Regions from separate parts of the Mus musculus genome. Here region 2 is linked to region 1. A link is a contact called in ENCODE Hi-C or POLR2A ChIA-PET data. All regions are on one chromosome and are shown on one strand. The core of a region is the stretch at or near the end of the contact, and the rest is flanking DNA. Distances in the headings are between cores, read along the strand shown. Region 1 holds the start of H1f3 (H1.3 linker histone, cluster member). Region 2 holds the start of H1f6 (H1.6 linker histone, cluster member).

Region 1 (4,162 bases), core at 1,490-3,989:
TAAACGCTATTGTTGCTGGGGAGGACTTTTGTGTTTCATGACCGGTAGCCACCGTTTTCTTTTTAGCCTCTGTAGTACTGGTTTGAGCCCCATCCTTGTGTAGAGAGAGGCCATCTTGAAGATGTGCTTTGGCTATTGCTTGTGTGAGACGTTTCTATGATAATGGTAGAGAAACAAACAAACAAACAAAAAACCCAAAAAAACAAAAAAACAAAAGTAACTACCATGTACTCAGGATGTGCTTATCCCAATTACCCCACAGAACTTTTCTATGCTTCTTTCCAGAAAATCACCAGTCCTCACCCCACTCACTCTGTACATACCAGAATGCCAAAACTAGTGTGAGTACAGTGGGGTTAAATAGCACAGTGGATTCCTCTCCCCCACCCAAGGAACTCAAAGGTCACTTAAGGGAAACTAAGTTCAGGCTGTGAAGTGTGACATGACATCAGCTCAGCATATTCCTTCCTGCTGCCTAGTAAGTACCCCAGTGAAGCAGCCATATCCCAATTGCATTGACCTTGCCCTGAAACTTGTTGAGCACAGTTTCAGTTATCTAGACTGTAGATGGGGATGTATTTGCACATTGGAGAATGGGCTTTTCTAAAAAATCGAGGACTTAGAATACTCCTCAAGTATGCAAGATGCTATTTAGCTTCCACACACAGTTAAAAGGTGTTACAGAGGGGAGAGAGAAGTGGGAGGGGGGTTTTTAAATATTTAAAGGCTCCCATTTTAGAAAATGAACTTAATACATACTCTTTTGTACTTGGATGTGAGTTCCAAGTTGCCAGTATCTTCATGTAATGTCAACAGAAAGGGATATAAAATTGATAGCTCTAATTTTTATAGATATTTTGAGCACATTTGTCTTAAATTTGTCTTCTTCCCCATCTATTATGATTGTTTTCCTGTTACTTATTATTTCAGCCTAAAGTTGCCTTCTTCTCTTTATATATTTCTTTTCTTGCTACCTATTTATTAGCCCTATTATTTTCCTTCTGAAACAGTGCTTGGTTTCTTCATGTAGCCATAGCTGTCCTGGAACTTGCTCTGTAGATAGTCCTTAATTTCAGAGATCTACCTGCTTCTGCCTCCCAGGTACTCGGATTAAAGGCATGGACCACCACAACCAGGTTGATTTTTATTTTATACAACCACCCTTTCCTGTAGATTTGAAAGTCTCTAGGTATTAGAATACCCAAGAATGTGTCTCCCTGTAGAATACCTCATGAGGCTGTAATCTCTCACCTGTTACTATAGTAATGGTGTGCATTTGTGTGTATGTGTGTATATTTGCTTATCTAACACAAAATTGAGAGAAGAGGACGAAGCCATAAGTTTCACTGTTCTCACACCTCTTAGGGATTTTTATCGCCTGTTTTTAATCTCTACAAAATAGTACAAGCCTTACTACAGAGAATAATCTGCTGTTTTTCAGGATGTAATTATATTTTGGAGTTAAGACCAAAACCACATTTGTGATATTAGCCTCCACAGTCATGAGTGGGAATGAGTGAAGCTTCTTATGGTTTCAAGTTTGTAGTCCCATGGTTGATCCCTTTTCCAGAAACTTTATTCTTGCTGCAGTTATCATAATGATAACTGACTATGAAATGTTTAAGTCCTTTGGTGGATACCACCTGCTAATTCTTTTGTTTGTGACAGACTATATTATATATGTAATATATGTAATGAGGTCAGCAGCTATCATGGAAATTAAAAAACAGATTTTCTTTCACATTCTGCTTGTTTTTAATAATGAAATTCAAATCATTTTAAAACTGGAAATATGCAGAAAACTGTTGTGATAAGTGTTGGCAAGGGGAAACAGCTGCATAACACAGGTCCTGAAACACGGCATATAACACAGCTGTAAACTTTGTACTCTAAACACGGAGTGAGTTGCTAAGTCAGGTTATATCTCACTGTTCTTCAGCTCCCAGTTGCTAAACTTCTGTTCCTTCTTGACCTAGGTATCTTTTTTCTGTACATGTGATAGTTGGTGTACATTTCTCTATCAAATCTGAAAAATATGTGCTTTCAGCTTTTGATCTACAATAGGGATGGCACAGACTCATCACGTCTCCAGAAAATGGCTAAATCACTAAAACAGGAAAACCGAAGGGGAATTACACACTGGTATCTCAAATATCATTAAAAAATCCAATCGATATTTTCTACAATAATCATTCCCCCGGTATGCACTGCTTTCCCATCTAGTGCCAATTCCTACAGCTTGGTGCAGATAGCCCTGGAAGCTTGTGTTGTTGCTTTCTCGAAAAACTCAAATTTCCCTATGTATTTCCGTGAAAACAAGTTATTTCATAGAGTCCTGAAATGATAAGAATGTGAGGAACCATGTCCTGAAACAAAAGTTTGCTAATGACCGCGAGAGAAGTAGTATTTTTAAGGAAAACCTTAAAGTTGTCCCAATTTTCGTCAAGTTTGAAAGAGAGTTGGGGCAATCAGAGAAGTTTCAGGGTGCCGATTTTGAACATAGGTGCACAAATTAAGGCAAGAATGTAGCCTACAGGCTCTCGGATCAGTTTCCCCCAAGTCCCTAATTATTTCGTGCCCATATTTTTTATATTTTTATACTTTTTTGAGGGGCAACAAACACAGCCACAAGGCAAAGCTGAAGATCCTTTCTCTGGCAACGCGGCGCACGGCGCACGGCGCAGGGAACCAATCACCACGCAGCTTCTCTCTATATAAACCCAGAGCCTGCAGCACTGGGAACAACCTTCTCTGACTGTTTGTGCTTACTTTTTGCTTTACTAGTAAAGCTTAGAACATGTCCGAGACCGCTCCCGCGGCGCCTGCTGCCCCTGCACCTGTGGAGAAGACACCTGTGAAGAAGAAGGCGAAGAAGACCGGCGCCGCTGCTGGGAAGCGCAAGGCGTCCGGACCCCCGGTGTCCGAGCTCATCACCAAGGCTGTGGCCGCCTCCAAGGAGCGCAGCGGCGTGTCCCTGGCTGCGCTCAAGAAGGCGCTGGCGGCCGCGGGGTACGATGTGGAGAAGAACAACAGCCGCATCAAGCTCGGGCTGAAGAGCCTGGTGAGCAAGGGTACCCTGGTGCAGACCAAGGGCACCGGCGCCTCCGGCTCCTTCAAACTCAACAAGAAGGCGGCTTCCGGTGAGGCTAAGCCCAAGGCTAAGAAGGCAGGCGCGGCCAAGGCCAAGAAGCCTGCGGGAGCAGCCAAGAAGCCTAAGAAGGCGACTGGTGCTGCCACACCCAAAAAGACGGCCAAGAAGACTCCGAAGAAGGCGAAGAAGCCTGCGGCGGCTGCCGGCGCCAAGAAAGTTTCCAAGAGTCCCAAGAAGGTGAAGGCTGCTAAGCCCAAGAAGGCAGCAAAGAGTCCAGCCAAGGCCAAGGCTCCCAAGGCTAAGGCTTCCAAGCCTAAAGCTTCTAAGCCGAAGGCCACCAAGGCAAAGAAGGCTGCCCCTCGCAAGAAGTAGAGTGGTGCGTCCTGCTTTGAAAATCTCAAACGGCTCTTTTCAGAGCCACCCACAACCTCATTCAAAAGAGCTGAGCCTTTTTCTGGTTTTCTCATGGTATGTCCGCTGACTCTGGCTATGTGTTCCGAAGCAGATCAATTCTGTGCACTTTGTTATGGGTACATTTAGGAGCATCTATAAACTCTAGTTGAGCGATAGATTGTATCATTTTCAGCTCTAGCTGGACTTCTGGCCGGCAGTTTTTTGCTTCTGTGTGTGCTCCACACACGTGTTCATATTCCAAGAGTTTGGCGGGAAGTCCTTTCTAATGTCGCCTAGGCGTGATAAGGCATTAGGGGGGTTCTCTAGGAAGCTACTCTCACAATAGTGGCTACAGGCTGGAGCCTCTGTTTTAAGTTTTCCAATCCGGCTACACAAGGTGGTTTTGAGAATTAACCAATCAAGCCGTACTTTCAGTCATGGGTGTTGCACCAATCAGAGATTGTGATATTAAGATTTACATTTACGTACTGGGACGCTGGCGTTTTTTCTCTGTCCCCGCCCCTTTGTTCACTTCAGAGCTCTGGAATTCCGTCCTAAGAATTTTTAATTGTGTTTTCCGAGAAATTGAAAGCGCTCCTATTTCCTCCAAACTTAGCCACCTTCGCAGTTTTTAGGCACTGATCACATTGCCACTATAAGTGTGGAAGCTTTTTTAAT
Region 2 (4,246 bases), core at 843-3,342, 140 kb after region 1:
AATATTCTTGATCTTCTGATGGTTCTTGGGCCAGAGAATAATCAGCTCATGTACTTGCACAAATATTTAAAGGCTGTCACAACAGTCCTAGTGGGATTTCCATGGACTAAGACCCTGAGCTCCGGCAGTAAAGGACATTAAGGCAGGAAGTTCAGGAGACATGAGCCTGAAACCTTCACCTCAGTCTCAACTCCAAGGTCTAGTTCATGGTTTTGACGGATTGAAAGTCAAGGGTCAGTAGAAACGTCTCAAACAAGAGTAGCAAGGCAACTTACAAGCTGCTTAAGGACAAACACGTGACTTTGAGCACAAATGCCAGCCCTCCCCTCTCACCCCTAAACAGTATGTCTCTCATAAACAACCCTGGGAGTTCATTCCCCAAAGGAAATTCTTGAAGAGAAAGAAGTAACCTCTCATAAAATGTAATTAATTATTGACCTGCTTTATTAAAATTTAAACATGAAACATGGTTGAAGTTCAAGTGCAAGTTCAAAACTCATCACACACACACACACACACACACACACACACACACACACCTGCAGTGCTAGATTTGAACGTAGACTCAACTCATGCTAGACAGGCACTTTACTACCAAGACTCAGGACCAGTGTTTTCTGCACCATTTTTATTTGGAGACAGTATCTTATGAAGTTTACTTACTCTACCGTCCAGGCTTGGTTTGAGCTTGGATCATCGATCAAGTAGCTAGGGTTACAGTTTGGCGCACCAGGTCTAGCCAATTAAATGTTAAGACAGAAGCACAAACCTTTTACTGAGACACAGGCACCTACCCACTCTCATTTTTCTCCTTAATAAACAACTTTTCTTCATATTGCTTGAACTTCTCTGTAGCATAAATTGAGATCCCTGCCTCACAAGTGTAGGAATCTCCAGAAAGAACTTCGGCTGTGTGGTTACTGCATTGAGCCATATGTTCGGCGACATAATCACACTACACCCTGTCTTAGCATTCCCCATAATGGACTGGCTTTTATGCCTCCCTTCTACTTGAGTATCATGTTCCCTCTTTTTTTTTTTTTTTTTCTCTTCTTCTTTTGACATGTTATCATTTCCTAGCCCAAGGTGACCTCAAAACTCACAGCAATCCTCCCTCCCTAAGGAGGGAATTACCAGCAAGTTGCCACCATGCCCAGCGGTGAGCACATTTATTTCCAGACATGTTCCATGGATAAAGCCCCGGAAAGAACATTTCTCTAACACATCTGCAGAGACATCTACTAGACTAGCTATGTTAAGAGATTGGAAACTGTGATTCCAGCTTTCTAATGTTATAATTAAGGGTTCGGCACCGTGTCTGCTCCTCTAGAGGGAGATAAGACATAGGAAGTGGGCTATGGATGGTGTTCAGTTGGAAAGGAGTAGCAAACTTCTTCGACAATAGCCCTGAGACTGGCTGATTTGACCACGTAGGTGCCATGGGTAAGATGTTTATAACCGCATCCGAAGCCCTTCTCTTGAGATTCAGGCGGGGGAATAGCGAGCCTCTCACATGCTCTGTGGAGTGTTTATTAGGTCATGCTCCCTTCAAGCAGGCCTCACCTTGGAGTTTTGGGATAATTCTAGGAACACCGTCTAATTCCACAGTGAGACAGTCAAGACATCTGTGTTACTTCCATCACGTATATAAATAATTTCAGTGAGAATTAGGGCCTGCATAATTGATTTTCTTCACTAAATAGAAGCCACATATGTAGAAGACCCCTCCCAAGATGTTGGATACATTTTCTACTAAAAGTTACTTTTGAGTTAGCAAAGAAAAGAGAAAGTTTTCTTCTTCCTTTTGAATTTGATTGAAAATCAAGGACTTTTCCCACTAGTTCTGGCATGCAGGTACATTTGTCAACAAAGGGTAAAAAGTCGCGTGGAATCTAAGTCCCCGTGGGTCACCTGGTGTCATAACCTGAGCAATTCTGCAGTGAGCAGATATGCAAGATTCTACTTTTGGGGGGAAAAGAAACACAAATGCCCCTCCTCCGGGGGCGGGGGAGGCACCTGGGGATGCACCAATCACAGCGCGCCCTGCTCTATATAAGCGCCCCCCCCCCCCGCACGCCCCCACTACCCCATCACTGTTGGCTCTCCTTTAGTTTTCACTTGGTGTAGTTCTTGTCCAGCTCTTGACCATGTCGGAAACGGCTCCTGCGGCCTCAAGTACCCTTGTTCCAGCTCCTGTGGAGGAGAAACCTTCATCTAAAAGGCGAGGGAAAAAGCCTGGCCTGGCCCCTGCTCGCAAACCTCGGGGTTTCTCAGTTTCCAAGCTGATTCCTGAGGCCCTTTCCACATCGCAGGAACGGGCAGGAATGTCCCTTGCTGCCCTGAAGAAAGCCCTGGCTGCGGCTGGTTACGACGTGGAGAAGAACAACAGCCGTATCAAGCTGGCCCTCAAGAGACTTGTGAATAAAGGAGTCCTGGTGCAGACCAAGGGCACTGGCGCCTCAGGCTCCTTCAAGCTCAGTAAGAAGGCGGCTTCTGGGAACGACAAGGGCAAGGGCAAGAAATCTGCTTCTGCCAAGGCTAAGAAGATGGGCTTGCCCCGGGCCTCGAGATCTCCCAAGAGTAGCAAGACCAAGGCTGTCAAGAAGCCAAAGGCTACGCCCACAAAAGCTTCTGGGAGCGGAAGGAAGACCAAAGGGGCCAAGGGCGTGCAGCAACGTAAAAGCCCCGCCAAAGCCAGGGCAGCAAACCCCAATTCTGGGAAGGCAAAAATGGTCATGCAGAAGACCGATCTGAGGAAGGCAGCAGGGAGGAAGTGAGTTTCAAAGCCAGTTTTCAAAAACCCAAAGGCTCTTTTAAGAGCCACTTACATACTTCTTAAAATGGCCAAACACTTTGAACCAAAGTTAAGGTGGGCAGTTACTTCAGGTCGACCTGTCGTTGAAACCCTAGAGTAGAATCCTAGGGTCCCTATGTGTAGAATATTTCCAAATTTGGTTGTGTATTTGTGGCTTTACGCCAGAATAAAGGTCACCATTGAAACACACAATGTCTTTTATTCTAGAATAAAAGTCACCATTGAAATACACAATGGATGTATTTCATTCTAGAAACACCCTCATATCAAAGGAGATAGAGATAACGCCAGTAGGAGCTTCCACTCTGAAAAAATACTGAACTTACTCTTTCAAACAGCAGTAACTGGCATCCAGGCTTTCAAAGGACCACTATGAACCCAGATATTCAGTGCTTAAGCTAGAGGTTATATTTATTTTTCTTGAGTTGTATTTTTAGGATTTCCTCAGTGATGGATAAAAAAATAAAGCAAGCAGTTAGCAAAAAAACAGAACAACAACAACAACAACAACAACAACAAAACCCTAAAGTTTTTGCAGTTGTGCGATGTGTCAACAAAGATCTAATTTTGTTCTACTTTTAGAAAATAGTTCAATACTATTGATCTAACAGTTATTTTTGAAATGTTTTATGTATTTTATGAGAATAGCATGTAGGCTTCAGGAGAATGACAAAAACCATATTAAAAATTAAGGACTTCTTTATGAAAATGTTAGGGTTTGAGTTCAATGCCCCAACATAACAAAAAAAAGCACTGGGGAAGTCTGGGCTGAAGAACATAAACAAAACAAACAAAAAACAAAAATAACTCATCTTTTAAAGTGATCAAGTTTTATGGAGTGCCACAAATATTAAATTCACATTAAACTATTTTAGGCATTGGTATGAGGAATGACAAAAGATCATAGTAAGGTGGCTTGAGAGATTGTTCAGTCAAGAACACTTAATGCTTTAAAAGAAGTTTGTATATCAGAATACACAACAGCTGGCTCACAACAGCTTCTGACTCCAACTTCCTGGAAATAACGCCGCCCTCTTGTGGCAGATGGCAAACATGGCACACCCACAAGAATTTAAATTATCAAGCCACTGCACAACTAAACTGTATATAAACATACCATTAGGTGGTCCCTAATATAGATTATGTGTACTTAGGCCTTATTAATGGTATACAATTAATAACAGCTAAGCGTCTTCAGTTTCTGTAGTAATCAGCCTTTGCCTTGCTTAGATACAATGGTTCCTGCTCTCTCCTGAGCTTCTAGATGGCTCCAGAAGGGAATAAGCTCTTAAATGACCGGTATCAAAAGTGGATTGAGAAGTGACACGATCAGTGGAAAACCTTCAAATAATTCTAAAACAGTTCGTTCAGTATTAACTTCTGACAGTTCAAAATTATGGGCTTGTTATATTACCCAGTTAAACCTACAGG

Evidence for each region. A loop is a pair of places that touch in the nucleus more often than their neighbours do. ChIA-PET counts read pairs that join two places held with the same protein, here RNA polymerase II (POLR2A).
Region 2: a map of v-Abl transformed pro-B cells shows a loop between it and region 1 (3-fold over the local background). The contact joins the promoter of H1f6 here to the promoter of H1f3 in region 1. A Hi-C loop is called at or near these places in 3 of 37 maps with a recorded cell type or tissue (Patski, heart and v-Abl transformed pro-B cells). POLR2A ChIA-PET finds 5 or more read pairs at or near these places in 4 of 5 experiments (Patski and embryonic stem cell).

The regions. Positions count from the first base shown.
Region 1 is chr13:23,552,293-23,556,454 of GRCm38, forward strand. H1f3 (H1.3 linker histone, cluster member) reads left to right here and starts at 2,740. Exons shown (of 1, transcript NM_145713.4): 1 at 2,740-3,515. The coding sequence starts at 2,798. The coding sequence ends at 3,463.
Region 2 is chr13:23,693,719-23,697,964 of GRCm38, forward strand. H1f6 (H1.6 linker histone, cluster member) reads left to right here and starts at 2,093. Exons shown (of 1, transcript NM_010377.3): 1 at 2,093-2,827. The coding sequence starts at 2,148. The coding sequence ends at 2,777.